Regions from separate parts of the Homo sapiens genome. Here all the other regions are linked to region 3. Evidence: chromatin contacts called from ENCODE Hi-C or POLR2A ChIA-PET data. All regions are on one chromosome and are shown on one strand. The core of a region is the stretch at or near the end of the contact, and the rest is flanking DNA. Distances in the headings are between cores, read along the strand shown.

Region 1 (2,700 bases), core at 63-2,562, 110 kb after region 3:
ATCTAAGAAGTCTCAAAGAAAGACAGACAGGCACAGAAAAATCACAGCAACTCTTTGGACTGCAAACACCAACACCACAGTCCAACCTACCAGAAATCCTGTGGTTAATTGGAGGCTTGCCCCGCTAGTCATGAGGTGATTCAGTGATCGCTACAAACGCTCCTCACATGCATCCTGGACCTGGCACACCTGGCTTGCCCATCACCAGCCTGGAGACACCGCCAGGAGCAGAATCCCGGAGGCCAATAAAGACCCCAACTTTGCAAGTCAGGGGCGCGAGCGCTCTTGCCCAAGTTCCCAGAAGGAACGGCCTCGAGGGTGGGGTGCGAAGTCAGTGTGCTCCACAGGACTTCCGAAGACGTGCCCCCGAAGCTGCTCCGTCCCTCCACCCCCTGGGATGCCACAGAACACCCGCCAGGGAGTTTCTTCCCCAGCGCCCACGAGAGGAGGGCTGTGGGCTGCAGCGGCAGGCGAGGAATCAAGCGCAGGGAACTTAGGCCCCGGCGGAGCCCTGCGGAGCCCGGCAGTGCCCGGCGCAACCGCCCCGCTCGCGTAACAAAACTTGCGGCGGCCCAGCGCGCCGCGCCTCAGCCCAGCTGTGCGCCCGCAGGTCCCAGACTCACCTGCCGCCCGGCCTGGCGCGGCGCCCTCACCTCCGGAACGCTGGGTGGACTTCGCAGTAAACTTGAACTTCCCATCCAGGCTGCAGCCGTGCCGCCGTACCTCGGCCCCGCTCCTGGCGCCGCAGGTCGCCCGTCCCGCGTTCCCAAAATCACCAGGCTCACTCAGAAGCTCAGGCAGCCTCGCGACCCTCACCTACCCCTCCCAGCACCGCCGCTATCTCAACCGCCGCCCAGCAACTTGCTTGCGGCCCGCTGGCTCCTCAGGGTCCGGATGGGCCGTGTCAGGAGAGCCCAAGGCACAGGCGCAGCTGGGCCTTAAAGGGACCCGGCTGCCTCTACCGCACAACGGGTTCGGGCCGCGGGCGGAGAAAAGGAGTAATGGAGGACGGAGCGCAGCTGGGCCTTAAAGGGACCCGGCTGCCTCTACCGCACAACGGGTTCGGGCCGCGGGCGGAGAAAACGAGTAATGGAGGACGGAGCGCAGCGGGGACGGGAAAATCCCTCTCTCCCCTCCGCCTCTCTTTCAAAGCACCAGCCCTTGACCCTGCAATTCGCCGATTTCCCCGGCCACTTGAACCGCCCCTGCCAGGTTAAAGAGGCGGGAGACACACCCCCTCGGAAGCCTGGAGCGACCCCGCCTTTAGGACTGCAGGCTTCGCGCTGCCGCACCGCCCCATAGTCTGACTTCCGGGCTCCGCCCGCGGCGCAGACGCACAGGAGTCGGAAGGCAGCCCCCAGCTCCCGCGAGAGGTGGCCTTAGGTCACTCGCAAAAACAATAACCAACGTGTCAATGGCACTTGTATTTATTTTCTAATTTAAATTTATAACAGATTTCGCAGATGGGCTTCCACTGAAATAAGCCTTTGAGAAAAAGAAAAACTTTTTTTTAACAAGATTAGGAAATACCAAGAAATATGAAGTAAAGCCATGCCATCTACCCAGCTAAAAACTTTGAAAACTTGAAATTTTATCTAAGGCAAATGTTTGCATAATTTTAAGTCGTGCCATTATTTAAAGTCAATTTCAATTAACAATTTCATTGCAACTAAATACATCTTCTATAAGAAAACTAAGATACATCCCTGATAATCTACCTTTCCCCTCCTATATTCCGTCCATCAGCAAATCCTACTGGTTTTTACCTTCCAAATTTTCCTTGAATCTGTCCTCTTCTACCTCCTCCATCACCACCCTAGTCTAGGCTACCTTCACCTGGGGAGTGGGGGTGGAGGGACTACTGACCTAGTCTCCTTGTGGTTTACCCATATCCCCTTTATCGCCTCTCTAATCTCAACACAACAGGCAGAGTGGCTTTTTCAAAATGTAATGTGACCCTGTCACTTCCCAGCCCAAACCACTTCCCGTTCTCTTAGACAAAACCTCCTAACTAACCAAGCCCTGAATGGCCAGGCGCTTTGCCCACCTCTCCATGTCTTCTTACAGGTCAGACCAATTCCATCCTGCTCTCTCTGCTTCAGCCAAACTGGCCTCTTTTATTCCCTATTTACTCAGCTTCCTGGACTCCACAGAGCTTTTGCTCATGCTTTGCTCTGTGCCTGAAGATTCTTCCAACCCTCATCCTTCTGACGACAGCTGTAGTCTCCACCTCTGAGAGGCAACTTCTGACCTCCCTACGGTGGTCCCTTACTCCCATCACATTGCATAAAACTGTAATCAAGTGGTTATGTTGGGGAATCTACCATCAGCTCCGTAAGTCCAGGATTTGGTTTTGTTTGGCTCATGGTTGTATTTCCACATTTGTGAAATACATATTTGTTCCTAAATGAGAACGATAGATGCTAGAAGTTGAAGTAAATTTGGCATAAAGTCAGAGAAAGGTAAAATGTCACAATCTGATATTTGGAGGCAGAATCTAAAAACTTCAGTTATATCAAAACTGATTTTATATCGTTTTAGGCTGGATTGTTGCAGGGACTCTTTGGGTAATCTTTAAAACTGAGTTCTCAGAGAGCCTTGTATAAACACCTGAATTAATAATGATAGCCCTGGGATGGTCCACATAAAACGAATAACATTGGTTGCTTCAAGAGAGGAAGACCGAGCCAGGCACAGTGG
Region 2 (2,700 bases), core at 60-2,559, 130 kb before region 3:
AGATTCAGAACCCTGGGGATGGGGCCTGATTCTGCATTTCTAACAGGCTCCCAGTTGACGCCAACACTGCTGGTCTGTGTAACACAGAGTGATAAACGTTTCTAGAAGGAGACATGCAAATACTTATAATACAAAGGTAAGTACCTTAGGGATTCCACTAATTTTCATAAAAAACCTGGATCCCTCCCAACCCTAGGGCTGTCTTTGCCCTTTTTATACCTTTAGTGTTCCTTCTGATGTTTTCGTTGTTGCTATCTTCCTTGAATTTTATTTCTTCTGAGGTTTCTCACTGTGTATGCTGTTTCTTAGCCTAGGAGAGCCTTTTCGTTCTTCTCCTAAGACTAACATTTTACTAATTTGTCAAGGAGCTAGAGCTCCTAAACACGCCATCTTGAATTCTTCCCTGCGACCCCAGTCGGGCTGAAAGCTCCTTCCTTGTCGCTCCCCACTGAACAGATTTTTCTTGGGGCGGGGAGAGGGGGACGGAGTATCGCTGAGTCGCCAGGCTGGAGTGCAATGGCGCGATCTCGGCTCACCGCAACCTCCGCCTCCCGGGTTCAAGCGATTCTTCTGCCTCATCCTCCCAAGTAGCTGGGACTTCCGGCGCGCGCCACCACGCCCAGCTAATTTTTGTATTTTTAGTAGAGCCGGGGTTTCACCTTGTTGGCCAGGATGGTCTTGATCTCCTGACTTCGTGATCTGCTCGCCTCAGCCTCCCAAAGTGCTGGGAATACAGGCGTGAGCCACTGCGCCCGGTCAGAACAGTTTTAACCTCCAGCAATGACCACTGCTTCCTTCTGCCTGCAGTTGGAAGTCAGTTTCAGTTTTCTTATTCCCTATAAGGAACCCACCTCTCCGGTCGCCTAACACACAGATGCTGCCCAGAAAACGTGCTGGCGCACCTGAGGCGGGGTAGAAAGCCGTGCCGCTCCTCCCGGCACCGAGCACCGGAGCCCAGGGAGGCGGCCTCCGAGTGTCATTTGGGGACGTCCCTTCTGCCGGGTAGTCTCAGAGGCCAAGCGCTCCTATTATCCCGGGCGCAGTCTCCCCAGGCGGGACAGGCCCTGCCTGGCGCCCCCTCCTGGCGCTGGAGGCTGCGTGCGACTGCCCACCATCGAGGCGGCGGCGGCGGCGGCTAGAGAGGCCGGCGGGTCCCGGGCGCCGAGGCTGCAGGCCGCAGGGAACGCGCACTGGGCGGACTCCGCGCCGCCGGCCTTGTAGCCATTTTAGGAGGAATCGCTGGTCGCCAGCGAGGGGTGCGGCTTCAATTTCAATAACTTTATTGGTGGCCTGATCTGCAGAACAGCCATCACATCAGTGGCCCTTGGAGGAGGGAGCGCATCGCCCGAGGTGACTGGAGTGGGGGCGCCCCTGGCAGTGAGCGCGGGGACGCGGGGGAGGTCCCGATAGCGGGTTTCCTGAGCTAGGGCCAGTGAGGGCACCGGGGTATTTGCAGGCGTTCCCGCAGGCCAGGAGGGAGAGGGCTCCAGGGCTCGGCTTCCCTGGGGCGGGGAATCCCTTGCCCTGTCCCGAGGCGCAGGGGCGGGGCCGGGGGGCGCCCCTGACGCGGCGGCTGAGGTGTTCCCAGCCCGGTGTCGTTCCCCGCGGTAGGTGGTCCCCGACGAGCTGCAGCCATGGGAAACACCACCAGCGACCGGGTGTCCGGGGAGCGCCACGGCGCCAAGGCTGCACGCTCCGAGGGCGCAGGCGGCCATGCCCCGGGGAAGGAGCACAAGATCATGGTGGGGAGTACGGACGACCCCAGCGTGTTCAGCCTCCCTGACTCCAAGGTAAGCGTCCCATGCCCGCAGTTGGTGTCAGTACTGCAGCGGGTTGATTTCTGGGCTCCTCTTCCCTTTCTTGGTTCTTTTCTACCGCGCCGAACCGGGCTATGGTTTTTTGAATTAAAGGGATTTATCGGGGACAGAGGTGTTGGATGATAATTCCTCTTGAAGTGCCGCCTCAAAATAGGATAAAGAGGCGGAGTTCTTGCTTTCCTGGTGTTCTGACTAATCTGTTGGCCACATTTTTAGGATGGGGACAATAGACATCCCCCCATCCCCGATCCTCCGAGCACGAATGGCTCTCTTCCATAGCGTTGCTGAATTTGTAGTTTGTAATCCCTGGTGGACAACTTCAGAGGGTAGGTTGCACGAGTTGCTGACCATAGGTGGTAGTTTCTCACCTTTGCCCTGAGGTGGCTAAATGAAATTCTTTTTCTGAAAATTTCTATGTATCAGTATCATTTTTGCTCTTCTAGCAGCTCTACAGTTGTGATCCTCTTCCCTTTTGGCACGGCTGTAAGCAGCAACTACTTGCTTATTGAATACTTTCTCCTAGTCTTGGGGATCAATTAAGGACATCATTTAGTTGACTGCTTAATTTTTGTCCCATACTTTATAGTTGTGGTGGCTGAGGCTGTGCCTCTTTCACGCCCCGCTGCTGCTCCGTAGGTGGAAGAGCCAATGATTCCACGACTTGTTTACTCCTCAGTAGTACTTCAAAATGTTGCGTGGCTAAAAAAACGACAACCCACAGCTGCCCTGAAGACCTTGCTCTCAATTCCAAGGACTTTCAGGAAGAGAACAACTTGTTTTCACTCTGTAAGAAAGGACAGATGGAGCTGATAGCAGCGATTACCATTCTAATGTTTCTAATGGCTTTCAGAGCTGTCAGCATGAAATACAAGTAATTCCTCCA
Region 3 (2,700 bases), core at 127-2,626:
ATATTTAAAAGCATATAATTCTCCAAGTATAATATCTGAGTCCAAATGCCAGGTATGACTTTTTTCTTTTTGGAGATAAGTTATTTTATATATACATTATCTCAAAAAGATGCTCCTGTTTTTAGATTGGGACCATTAAAACTTATTAAGTGCTGGAAAAACGTAACCCTCTCTCCCCATTGCTAACTGGAATAAAATAATTGTAAGGGCCGGGTGCAGTGGCTCATGCCTGTAATCCCAGCACTTTGGGAGGCCGAGGTGGGCGGATCACTTGAGGTCAGAAGTTCAAGACCAGCCTGGCCAATATGACGAAACCCCGTCTCTACTAAAAATACAAAAATTAGCCAGGTGTAGTGGCGGGTACCTGTAATCCCAGCTACTTGGGAGCCTCAGGCAGGAGAATCGCTTGAACCTGGGAGGTGGAGGTTGCAGTGAGCTGAGATCGTGCCATCACACTCCAGCCTGGGCAACAAGAGCAAAACTCCGCCTCCAAGATAATAATAATAATAATAATAATTGTAAAGCACTAGTGAAAAAAGGAAGTGTTGTGTGATTGCTGCTTAGAGTTATGACATTAGACCCATGAAATCAGTTTTAGAAACATGAAACGAGAAATTTGAGTATAATCAATGTTTATTGAGTACTCATGTGCAATGTACTGTGCTAGGTATTTAAATTAGCACTAATGCTCACAACTCTACACAAAGTAAGTGGTGTCGGCCCAATTATTATAGACGAAGAAGTTGAAACACTGATTTCTCTTTTAAAATGGGAGTGGAAAATAGTCAGGTAACTAATAAATGCCAGAGTTATGATTCAAACTCAAGCCTTTTGTGACTTCACATACTTCCTAAGAAGATTCATTTCCTAGAGCACATTTTTCCCACCTTATGCTTTAACTCGCTCTAGCATAGAGTTCTCATCAATTTTTTTAGAAGAGGCCTTTCAGCCTTAGAGATTCCCTTCCCCCTGCCTTTCCTCCACAGCTAGTTGCATATTCAACTATGATGTTGAAGAAATACTAGGACCACAGCGCAGAGTTACAGACTGAAACTAAAAGCTTATTTGTTACTATGTTGGCATCTCTTTTAGAAGATCAGTCAGTGTCATGGCTTCCTAAACTCAGTTTAGCTAGCTAGTCCAAATAGCTCTTAGTTTTTTTTTTTTACCTTTTGCCATAGCTAGATCTGTAATATAAAACCTGTGTTTCTATTTGTGATGGAATTATCATATTTTATCTTTTGATTTCATTACCATATTTCTGCTTACTAACAGACTCATGTTTTTCAACTCAATTAGTTTTCAGGATATGAGAATGTGTGGCATTTAAGAAATACCAGTTTTAAAAATCCCCTAGTCTCCCTTCCTTTTTGTGGTTCTACCTTAGCCGTTATCTGAGTATTCATATCAGATATTTTAGTTTCCACATCCTCTTCCTGTGTTTCTCACATTTATCAAATCCAGAGTAATGTTACTTTTTGATTCTGTCCTGTTTTCAGGATCATGAAATTGTAATGCCTATGAATAGATATTTTGAGTGAGTGATATTTAGCTATTGCTAAATTCCTTTAAAGGGTTTATTTAAAATAATTTGTCCTTACCATAAAGATTGTATGGATATATGGTATCTACAGGAAAGACATTATAGCCTAGTGGCTCTGTGTCAGCTTCCCTGAGTTCACATTCTGGATTTACCACTTACTAGCCAGCCCTGTGATTTTTGAACAAGCTCCTTAATTTCCCTCAGACTCAATCACCTTGTCTGTAAATTGAAGAGTAGAAGAAATCACCTTATGTATAAATCAAAGAGTAGTTATCTCATAGGATTTTTGTGAGGATTCACTCATTCATTCATTAGCTATATGGGGACCTTCTCTAAGCTTGGGCTAGTGCTGGGGATGAGGTAGTGAATGAAATCAGTAAGGTCTCTGGCTGTATGTAGTTAATTTCTCCTGGGGAGATACAGACAATAAATAAACATTATAATTATAGAGTATAGTAAGTGATATGAGGGAAATGGTAGAAAGCAACATGGATGGAGACCATCTTAAATAGGGTGGCCAAAGAAGGCTTCTCTGAGCAGACGACATGTAAGCTGGGACCTGAGGATGAAAAGGAGGCAGCCCTGGGAAAGATATTTCAGGCAAAGGGAGTAGTAGTTGTAAAGGCCGAGTCAAGAGAAAGTCTGGTGTTCCTGGAACAGAAAAAGTCTAGTGTGCCTACAGTCATGAGTGAGCAGTAAAATGGCAGATATCAAAGTAGGAAAAGTAGGCAGGAGCCAGATCACTAGGTTTGTTAAAAGGATTAAATATACACAAAACATTTATTAGAGCACCCGGGGCATAGTAAGTGTTAGCAGCTATGGTTATTATCAAGATTTTTTTTTTTTTGAGACGGAGTCTTGCTCTGTTGCCAGGCTGGAGTGCAGTGGCGTGATCTTGGCTCACTGCAACCTCTGCCTCCCGGGTTCAAGTGATTCTCTTGCCTCAGCCTCCTGAGTAGCTAGGATTACAGACACACACCAACACACCTGGCTAATTTTTGTATTTTTAGTAGAGATGGGTTTCACCATGTTGGTCAGGTTGGTCTCGAACTCCTGACCTCGTGATCTGCCCACCTCAGTCTCCCAAAGTGCTGGCATTACAGGCATGAGCCACCGCGCCCTGCCTATTATCATGATTTTTAATGAACTTTGTCATA

What was found. A loop is a pair of places that touch in the nucleus more often than their neighbours do. ChIA-PET counts read pairs that join two places held with the same protein, here RNA polymerase II (POLR2A). Pooled maps may share reads with other maps.
Region 1: a loop to region 3 is called in a pooled map, with 3 times the contacts of the local background. The contact joins the promoter of NBPF12 here to the enhancer-like site in region 3. A Hi-C loop is called at or near these places in 1 of 50 pooled maps.
Region 2: a pooled map shows a loop between it and region 3 (5-fold over the local background). The contact joins the promoter of PRKAB2 here to the enhancer-like site in region 3. A Hi-C loop is called at or near these places in 1 of 37 single-sample maps with no recorded cell type and 8 of 50 pooled maps. POLR2A ChIA-PET finds 5 or more read pairs at or near these places in 5 of 52 experiments (Caco-2, OCI-LY7, activated CD4-positive, alpha-beta T cell and 2 more).

What each region holds. Positions count from the first base shown.
Region 1 is chr1:146,936,936-146,939,635 of GRCh38, reverse strand. It overlaps NBPF12 (NBPF member 12), which reads right to left and starts at 1,312. Exons shown (of 37, transcript NM_001278141.3): 1 at 624-1,312.
Region 2 is chr1:147,171,079-147,173,778 of GRCh38, reverse strand. PRKAB2 (protein kinase AMP-activated non-catalytic subunit beta 2) reads left to right here and starts at 1,309. Exons shown (of 8, transcript NM_005399.5): 1 at 1,309-1,350; 2 at 1,612-1,790. The coding sequence starts at 1,635. It also overlaps a transcript of CHD1L not described here. RefSeq lists silencers at 980-1,209, 1,380-1,649.
Region 3 is chr1:147,045,372-147,048,071 of GRCh38, reverse strand. No RefSeq gene overlaps it. Among named protein-coding and RNA genes, the nearest start is that of TRH-GTG1-2, 27 kb to the left of the region's middle. Within about 2 kb of position 1,376, at least 3 of the 41 ENCODE cell types and tissues checked have a DNase peak (open chromatin) inside an H3K27ac peak, as active enhancers do; they include OCI-LY7, where a contact is called at or near this core.